Regions from separate parts of the Homo sapiens genome. Here regions 1 and 3 are each linked to region 2. A link is a contact called in ENCODE Hi-C or POLR2A ChIA-PET data. All regions are on one chromosome and are shown on one strand. Each heading gives the region's core, a stretch centred on a gene start or an enhancer-like site at or near the end of the contact. The rest is flanking DNA. Distances are from core to core; before and after follow the strand shown.

The links. Hi-C counts contacts between places; a loop is a spot of excess contacts on that map. ChIA-PET counts read pairs that join two places held with the same protein, here RNA polymerase II (POLR2A). Pooled maps may share reads with other maps.
Region 1: a loop to region 2 is called in a pooled map, with 7 times the contacts of the local background. The contact joins the enhancer-like site here to the promoter of TOP1 in region 2. A Hi-C loop is called at or near these places in 1 of 37 single-sample maps with no recorded cell type and 4 of 50 pooled maps. POLR2A ChIA-PET finds 5 or more read pairs at or near these places in 1 of 52 experiments (GM12878).
Region 3: a loop to region 2 is called in a pooled map, with 20 times the contacts of the local background. The contact joins the promoter of ACTR5 here to the promoter of TOP1 in region 2. A Hi-C loop is called at or near these places in 7 of 50 pooled maps.

What each region holds. Positions count from the first base shown.
Region 1 is chr20:38,874,164-38,876,863 of GRCh38, forward strand. The region is part of intron 2 of PPP1R16B (protein phosphatase 1 regulatory subunit 16B); the gene reads left to right. Among named protein-coding and RNA genes, the nearest start is that of FAM83D, 51 kb to the right of the region's middle. Within about 2 kb of position 1,433, at least 16 of the 41 ENCODE cell types and tissues checked have a DNase peak (open chromatin) inside an H3K27ac peak, as active enhancers do; they include GM12878, where a contact is called at or near this core.
Region 2 is chr20:41,027,510-41,030,209 of GRCh38, forward strand. It overlaps TOP1 (DNA topoisomerase I), which reads left to right and starts at 1,313. Exons shown (of 21, transcript NM_003286.4): 1 at 1,313-1,591; 2 at 1,922-1,946. The coding sequence starts at 1,559. RefSeq lists silencers at 1,012-1,363, 1,584-1,653.
Region 3 is chr20:38,747,019-38,749,718 of GRCh38, forward strand. ACTR5 (actin related protein 5) reads left to right here and starts at 1,442. Exons shown (of 9, transcript NM_024855.4): 1 at 1,442-1,835. The coding sequence starts at 1,461. RefSeq lists silencers at 918-1,187, 1,488-1,677 and an enhancer at 1,038-1,539.

The sequences.
Region 1 (2,700 bases), core at 183-2,682, 2.2 Mb before region 2:
TGGAGACTGACCACAATGCCCAAACTGCCCTTTGGCCTTATCTTGTAGTCAGTCCACAGATCTCCAAAGATAACTGTATCTGGTGCTGCTATTTGTTGTCTTGGAGCTTGAAGACTGGGCCCTACATTCCTGAGGGGTGCCTGCTGGAGCCAGGAGGTGGGGTAGGGGAGAGCCAGCTAGTAGCTAAACACTTTACTCATTCCAGACACTATGGTCAGCACTTTATAATCTAATTCTCAGACAACCTTATGAGATTATAGTCCCCATTCTACAGATGGGGAAACTGAGGCTCAGATAGAGGAGATGACACATCTGAGATCAAACCACTGGGAAATGGTGGGGTCTGAATTCTGAACCACTACACGTGTGTCTTCATACCAGGTGCAATGCTTAGGTAGACTGCATATTCCCCAACAGTGTGCTTTGATGGCTTCTCTCCAGGGTGGAAGTGGTTGGAGCAAAGGTCAGACTGGCCCTTTCATCCCTTGGGCTCAGAGCCTGGCACTAGGCTTGCTGGCAGAAGAGGAAACAGGAAGGCTTTGGGCTGCATGCAGATCCCCAACTCTTAAAACCTGGGGTCAAGTTTGGCTCTCTCATACATTCTCATGGTGGAGCAAGCATGGGTCAAGTGTGGGGGTATTGGAGCCTCTTACCAGCTGAGTAGATTGGGGCAAGTTAATTAAACTCACTGTGCCTCAGTATCCCCAACTGTAAAATAGGAGCTCATTAGAGCCTGCCTCACATTTGCCTTGGGCTGTTGTAAGCATTAAATGAGATCATTTCCTACACATGCTAGACTCAGGGCTGGGCAACAGCAAGTGCTCAGTAAACATGAGCTCTTCTTATCGCAGGCTTGTTAGATGCTGATATGCATCTGCTGTCTGTTCCCACATCTGGCTGAGCTGTGAGGATACGAGGGTTGAAGACCATGGCATTTTTGTCTATTGCTGGGAGCATCAGCAAATGATCCATCCTGCAGGTCCGAGAGCTCAGGACATTTTCAGCAAATGGCTCCCAAGTCCCATACATCACTCTACCTACATCCTGTCCTGGTCCTCTCTGAGCCAGGAACAGAGGGTTCCAGAAGCCCTGGAAAACTTGCAGCTTGCTCCCCTCCGGGCCCAGCCAGCTACTCTCTAGCTGTTCCTGTCTGATAAGAGAGTGGATTTTTCCATTTCCTGCAGCAGAAATGCTCCTGTTTCCTCTCTGCCCACCCAGCTGCCCTGGTTTCTGCTGCTGCACGGGCAGAAGATGGGTATCTGGAAGTCACAGGAGATTGTGCAGCATGCAGGGAGAGTAGCAGGACAGGGCCCCCCAGGCAGGTGGGGCTGCAAGGCAGTCAGCATACCTTGCAGGAGCCAGACTTCTCTGTTTTGTTTTGACATGGGAACCGAGTCTGTATCAGAAATGACAAAATCAAACACCCGCAAACAAAACCCCCCAGCGAAGCAAACAGGAAGCAGGGTCTGGATAAAAATACCATCCTTTTTGCAGCTGCAGCCTCCACCATGCAGGTTTCAGAAGGTCACGCTCTTGACAGGAAATGTGGCTGCTTTCAGAGGGGAGAGGTGGCTGAGTTGGGGCCGGGGGTAGAGACAGTGGGGACAGCCAGAAGCAACAGCAGGCTCTCGGGGGAGGTTCGTGCACCTTTCACTTCTTGACAGGTGAAGGAACTGGGCCCGATCTGTCTGTTCCCTTCCTGGCCACGATCCCAGGGTTCACCTTGGACTTATATTTGTTTCTTCCTCTCCTACCAGGGACCAGGAGACTTTTATTGTGAGGGTGAAATGAGACTGTGGTTTTGAACTTTTTTTTTTTTTTTTTTTTGAGATGGAGTTTCGCTCTTGTTGCCCAGGCTGGAGTGCAATGGTGGGATCTTAACTCACTGCAACTCCGCCTCCCGGGTTCGGGCGATTCTCCTGCTTCAGCCTCCCAAGTAGCTGGGATTACAGGTGCCTACCACCATGCCCAGCTAAATTTTTGTATTTTTGGTAGAGACAGGTTTCACCATGTTGGCCAGGCTGGTCTCGAACTCCTGACCTCAGGTGATCTGCCCGCCTTGGCCTCCCAAAGTGCTTGGATTACAAGCATGAGCCACCACTCTCAGCCATTGAACATATTTTGTTAGCTGAAAAGCATTACCCTGAGGATCAGCAAAGTTTTTCTGCAAAGGGCTAGATAAGAAATATTTTCGGCTGTGTGGCCATATGGTCTCTGTCTAACTCCTCAGCTGTGCTGCTGGAGCCTCAAAACAGCCATAGGCAATGCATAACAAGGGAGCGTGTGTTCCAATTAGTTTTTGGACACTGATATGCCACTTTCATGTAATGTTCATGTATTGCCAAATATTACTCTTCTTTGATTTTTTTCAACCATTAAAAAAAAAATAGAAGCCATTCTCAGCTTGCAAGCAGTATAAAATTAAGCCAGATTTGGTTTGTAGACCACAGTGTGCCAACCCCTGCACTCTCCAAACAAAATGGTTTGTATTATTGTTGCTATTTAACTTCCTACTCAATACAGGAATCCCAGCTTTAGCACTTCCTTCATGGGGTCAGCCAGGTTGAGACTTTGTTTCTGCACTAGCTACTTTGAGCAGAAATAGAGTTCTTACCACTTGGCTATCATTCTGCGGAAGGTTTTTGTTTTTTAGTGAAATTGAGAAGTTCTGATTATAAAGGTAGTACATATGGATTTTAA
Region 2 (2,700 bases), core at 63-2,562:
ACCTCAGCCTCCCGAGTAGCCGGGACTACAGGCACATGCCACCACACCCCGCCAGTTTTTGTATTTTTTTGTAGAGTCAGGGTTCTGCCATGTTGCCCAGGCTGGTCTTGAACTCCTGGGTTCAAGTGATCTGCCAGCCTCGGCCTCCCAAAGTGCTAAGATTACAAGTGTGAGACACCACCCCCAGCCAGCACATTGTATTAATCCAAGCAGGAGAACGCAGACTTCAAAGGCTTATGGGCAGCAGAGAGAAGTAGATGAAGCAAAGAGATGCAATCAGCGGGACTAGTGGGAAATGAGGGAAAGGAAGGTGTCAGGATGGGGCTTTTTCTAGCTGAGTGGAGTTCAGTTCATTCCCAGAGAAGCTTGAGAGGTATCCAACTATAGATGCAAGGTAGCTGGCTGTTGGTCCCTTGTCTTTAGGACAGTTTGACTTTTGTAATACAGGCGACCTCACAGAGCTATTGTGAGAATTCAGAGCTGGGCACAGAATAGATGCTCTATAAACGGTAGTTCTATTCCCCATTTGCCCCGTCCTCCCAGCATGCCAGGGATACAGGGGCGGATAGAGACAGGTTCAGTTCCCTTTGGTCTCTTGCATTCCCCCTTCCCTCAGCACAATTCCTGGGCTCATAGCGGATGCTCAATAAGTATTTGTAGAATGAACCAAAGAAATCAGACCCTTGGTGACCCAGGGCTACATGTACTCGGCGGAAAACTGGGGTTAAACCGGACCCTTGGTTGGTTGAAAAATTAAAATAATTTTTAAAAAGTGGGCGTGAAATAATCCAGAAGTTGGAGGGCCTGGACAAAGGCTGGGGAGGGGACTCCTCCCACCAGGCGGCCTCAGGGTCGGCTTAGCAAGAAAGGAGGCGCTGGGGAGACCTCTGGGGTCCCAGCTGCCAAGGTACTCGCCGCTCCAAGGAGATGCGGACGCCGGATACCAGCTCTGCCCAAGATTGCTGGGTCCCGCCGCGGCCTTTAAAGGCCCACCACGTGGCTGCGCGGCCAGCCCTGGTCCGGAGGCGGTGCCCGGGTGGCGCCTGCGCACTGCCTAGCAGAGGGGCTGGGGTTCCGAGAAAAAGCGTCTGGAGAGGAAGGGGAGGCTGCTTGGGGTGGGACGCCGTGGGAGGAGTCGGCTCCTTATGCAAATCACAGCGGAGCGCGCACGGTCCGGAGGCGGGGCTTGCGATGCAAAGACAGGTCCGTCTGGCGAACAGCGAGGGGGCGGGCCGCAACCCTCTGCCTCTTTCCGCGAGCGCTGACGTCGCCGACGTGTTGTTTAAAAGCGGCCGCGCAGGCGCAGTGAGCCCAAATGCGAACTTAGGCTGTTACACAACTGCTGGGGTCTGTTCTCGCCGCCCGCCCGGCAGTCAGGCAGCGTCGCCGCCGTGGTAGCAGCCTCAGCCGTTTCTGGAGTCTCGGGCCCACAGTCACCGCCGCTTACCTGCGCCTCCTCGAGCCTCCGGAGTCCCCGTCCGCCCGCACAGGCCGGTTCGCCGTCTGCGTCTCCCCCACGCCGCCTCGCCTGCCGCCGCGCTCGTCCCTCCGGGCCGACATGAGTGGGGACCACCTCCACAACGATTCCCAGGTACGGCCCGGCCTGACCCTGGCGGCCCCGGACCCCGGCCTGGCCGTCCCGCGACCCCCGGCGCAGGCCCCGACCCCAGCCCCGGCCCGGCAGCTTTGACAGGCCGGAGCCCCCGGTGAGGGGCCGCCTGCCGGAGTAGATCGGCTCGCTAGGCCGCGAGCGAGGGCCGCGAAGTTACAGTTCGAGGCAGGGATGGCTGCCCTCTGTGGCCACCCCCGGGTCCCCGTCCTCCCCGGGGGCGCAGGGTGAGCCAGACCCCGGCCGCGCGCGCTCGCCGCCGGAGGGGTTAAAGTGGCTGTTGTTTGATATTCTCTCCTTTTCTTTTTCCAGATCGAAGCGGATTTCCGATTGAATGGTGAGTGTGCCCCCTGCGCCGACTCCGGGGCCCCCCAGCCGCCGGCCGCCTCCCCCGCGCCCTGCCGGTGCCGGGCAGAGGACAGACATGGCGTCCCAGAGACTAAGTCCCGGCTCCTCGCTCACCGGCCCCATTGTTCCCATCGGGCCGCCTCTTGACCCCCTTTCCGGGGACCCCAGCTCCTCCAGATCCCGGCCCTCCCAAGAGGGGACAACGGAGACCCCGTGTCGTCCGCCACCGGGCCTCGGGCGGTCTTTCCGGGCCGGGATTCCTCCCGGGAAAGTCGCCTTGTCGACGGTCGGGACTTAGTCTCTGCGCCATTTTCTTTTTCTCTCTCCTCTCCTTTCTGTGCCTGTGTCTCTTTCTCTCCCTCCCTCGGCTCTTTCCTTGAGCTGCCCAGAATGAGCTTTCTGCAGAGCAAAGCCGTATAAATCACATACTTCACCAGAGAGGGAAGGCTGGGGGACTGAATTATTATTTTTTAAACTTTATTTTGGGGGTTATTCCCTTTATGCTTCATGTTTGTTTCCTTTTCTGCTTCCAGAATGAAAGATTTCCTTAAGCAACTGTTAATTTTTTTTTTGATAGGCTGTTTATGATAGGAATTATGGCTCTAAAACTAAAGCCACGCTTTGTGGAGTTCTTTATATTTCCAGGTTGTTTTTCCCAAGTTACGTTCTTTGCAAAGGTAGCAGTACCTCCCTAAAGAAAGTTTGCAAGTTCTCTGTGGGTCACCCAATGTAAATGTTGGATT
Region 3 (2,700 bases), core at 192-2,691, 2.3 Mb before region 2:
AAAATAAAAAAAATTAGCTGGGTGTTGTGGAGCATGCCTGTAATCCCAGCTACTCGGGAGGCTGAGGCAGGTGAATTGCTTGAACCGGGGATGTGGAGGTTGCAGTGAGCCAAGATCACACCACTGCACTCCAGCCTGGGTGACAGAGCCAGACTCCGTCTTAAAAAAAACAAACAACAACAACAACAAACACTGTTAATAGAGGTTCTTGAGATAAGTTAGGAGTTTCATTTCTCGCTTACAATATCTTTTGTAACTAATTTGATTTTATCTCTCAAACTGAAGTGTTATAGACCTGGTAGAGTAGATTCAAGGCAGCTGCTCTATTCTTTTTCTTCTTTCAAAATGGTTATGGCCAGCATGGGCAACATAGTGAAATCCCTTCTCTACTAAAAATATAAAAATTAGCTGGGCGTGGTGGTGCACGCCTGTAATCTCAGCTACTTAGGAGGCTGAGGCGGGAGAATCACTTGAGTCCAGGAAGTCGAGGCTGCAGTGAGCCGAGATCGCCCCACTGCACAAAAAAAGGTTGTAGTAAAACAACTGCTCTAATTCTTACCCCCTTAGCTAGTGAAAAGATGGAAATGCGACAGGATAGAGCGCGACGAGTGCTTTTAGGGCTAAAACTGAGTGGGTCACACACATGGCCTCCTCTCCCACCCGCTCCTGGCCAGAATTTAGTCACATGAGCGCATCTAGATCGCAGCCAGACGGATGGCCACGTGGGAGTGGGAGGTGATGCCACTAAAAGAGAGGGAATGCTTGGGGAACAATCAGCAGTCTTTTCTCAGGGTTTGAGAAAACACTGTGTCTTAGTGAGAAGACACAGTCTGTGCGAGTTAGTAAAGTGAACAGAACTGAGTAGTCAGCTCCCTAGTCAAGAAATTGAACAGTCGGCAGAGTTTGAGATTTCTTAACGTAAAGGAAGCGTCAAAAGATAAAGGACCCTTCTAGCCAGGACGCAAGACTGAGGGCGAGACAGCCACGCGGAGGCGGGGCCGCCGGCGGTCGAAGGTGCGCGCCCGGCCGACGGTGCGCGCCCGGCCGACGGTGCGCGCCCGGCAATGGGGCGTGGCCAGGCAGAGAGGCGGGGCTCCACCGAGCGCGGCGCTGAAGCTGGCAGCCAGAAAGGGGCGGGGCCTGGCGGCGATAGGCTTTGGGGCGGGGCTTCCAAACCGGGCGTCCCGGCTAGAGTGAAGGGGCGTGGGCACTCATAGGCTATTGGGGGAGAGGTTAAGAAACGTAGAATTTCGCAGCCAGAATGGGTACGTCTCAGCGATCCTGAAAGCAGCCTTGACAGCCAGAGGCGAGTCAAGTGGAAAGGCTGGCCGGGCTTCGAGAAGGGAGGGGGCATCGAGGTACTTAAAGGCCTGAATCGCGCGGCGTGACGTCGGGGGCGCGGTTTCGCGGCGTCTGGGCGGACACTGCGCCGAGGGGCGGGGCTGGACGCGCGCTCCAAGATGGCGGCGAACGTGTTCCCGTTCCGCGACGCCCGTGCCGCACCGGACCCAGTGCTGGAGGCCGGCCCGGTGGCACACGGGCCACTGCCGGTACCGCTGGTGCTGGACAACGGGTCGTTCCAAGTCCGCGCTGGCTGGGCGTGTCCCGGGCAGGACCCAGGTCCCGAGCCGCGCCTGCAGTTCCGCGCGGTGTGCGCCCGCGGTCGTGGCGGGGCACGGGGCGCGTCGGGCCCGCAGGTGGGGAACGCTCTGGGCAGCCTGGAGCCACTGCGCTGGATGCTGCGCTCGCCCTTCGACCGCAACGTGCCGGTCAACCTGGAGCTTCAGGAGTTGCTGCTGGACTACAGCTTCCAGCACCTGGGTGTCTCCTCACAGGTGAAGGGCGGAGTAGGCTGGGCTGGGCTGGGTTTGAGGGGAGGGGTGCGGTCTCGTCTCCGCTCACTCTGCTCTCGGAGAGGTAACAGTCACTTCAGTAGCTCCGATTGTCTTTTAGTCGACCAGATGCTAGGCGCTGTGGGTGTAGCAGCGAATAAAATGCTGCTCCTTGTATCTTGGAGCATACCTTTGGGCATATATGCTTGTTTGTTAAGAAGCCCATTTATTAACAAATACGTATTGAGCACTTACTCTGTGTCAGGCACTTTTTAGGCATTTGGAGTACATGTGTGAACACAAAACTTCCTGTGCTTATGGAGCTGTTAATACTATGGAAAGATATTCTAGTATGAAAAGGCAGACAGTAAACATAGAAATAGTAGATTCTACGCCGTGATAGGAGAGGAGGGAGTTACATTTTTTCAGTAAGATGGTCAGGGTAGGACTCGTGAAGGTGATGTTTGAGCAAGGACTTGAAGGAGGTGATTCAGGTAGCAAGCCATGTGAATATCTGAAGGAAAAACGGTCCAGGCAGAGGGAGCAGCCAGTAAAAAGGCCCCGAGGCAGGAGTGTGCCCTAATCCTAACTGCAAGGCTGCCTGTGTGAGGGGGAGAGTAGTACCTGAAAGAGGATGTCAGAGAGGTAGTGGAGAGGCAGATCACACACCTTATAGGCTTTTACTGAGTGAAATGGGGAGCCATGGCAGGGTGTTGAGCTGAAGAAGGACCTGACTTGTGTTTTAAAAGGATCACTATTACTGCTGTATGGAGAATGAATTGTCTTGGATCATAGGGTGGAAACAGGGACGAGTTAGGAGGCTGTTGGAATAACCCAGGTAAGGGATGATGGTGGCTTAGATGAGGCA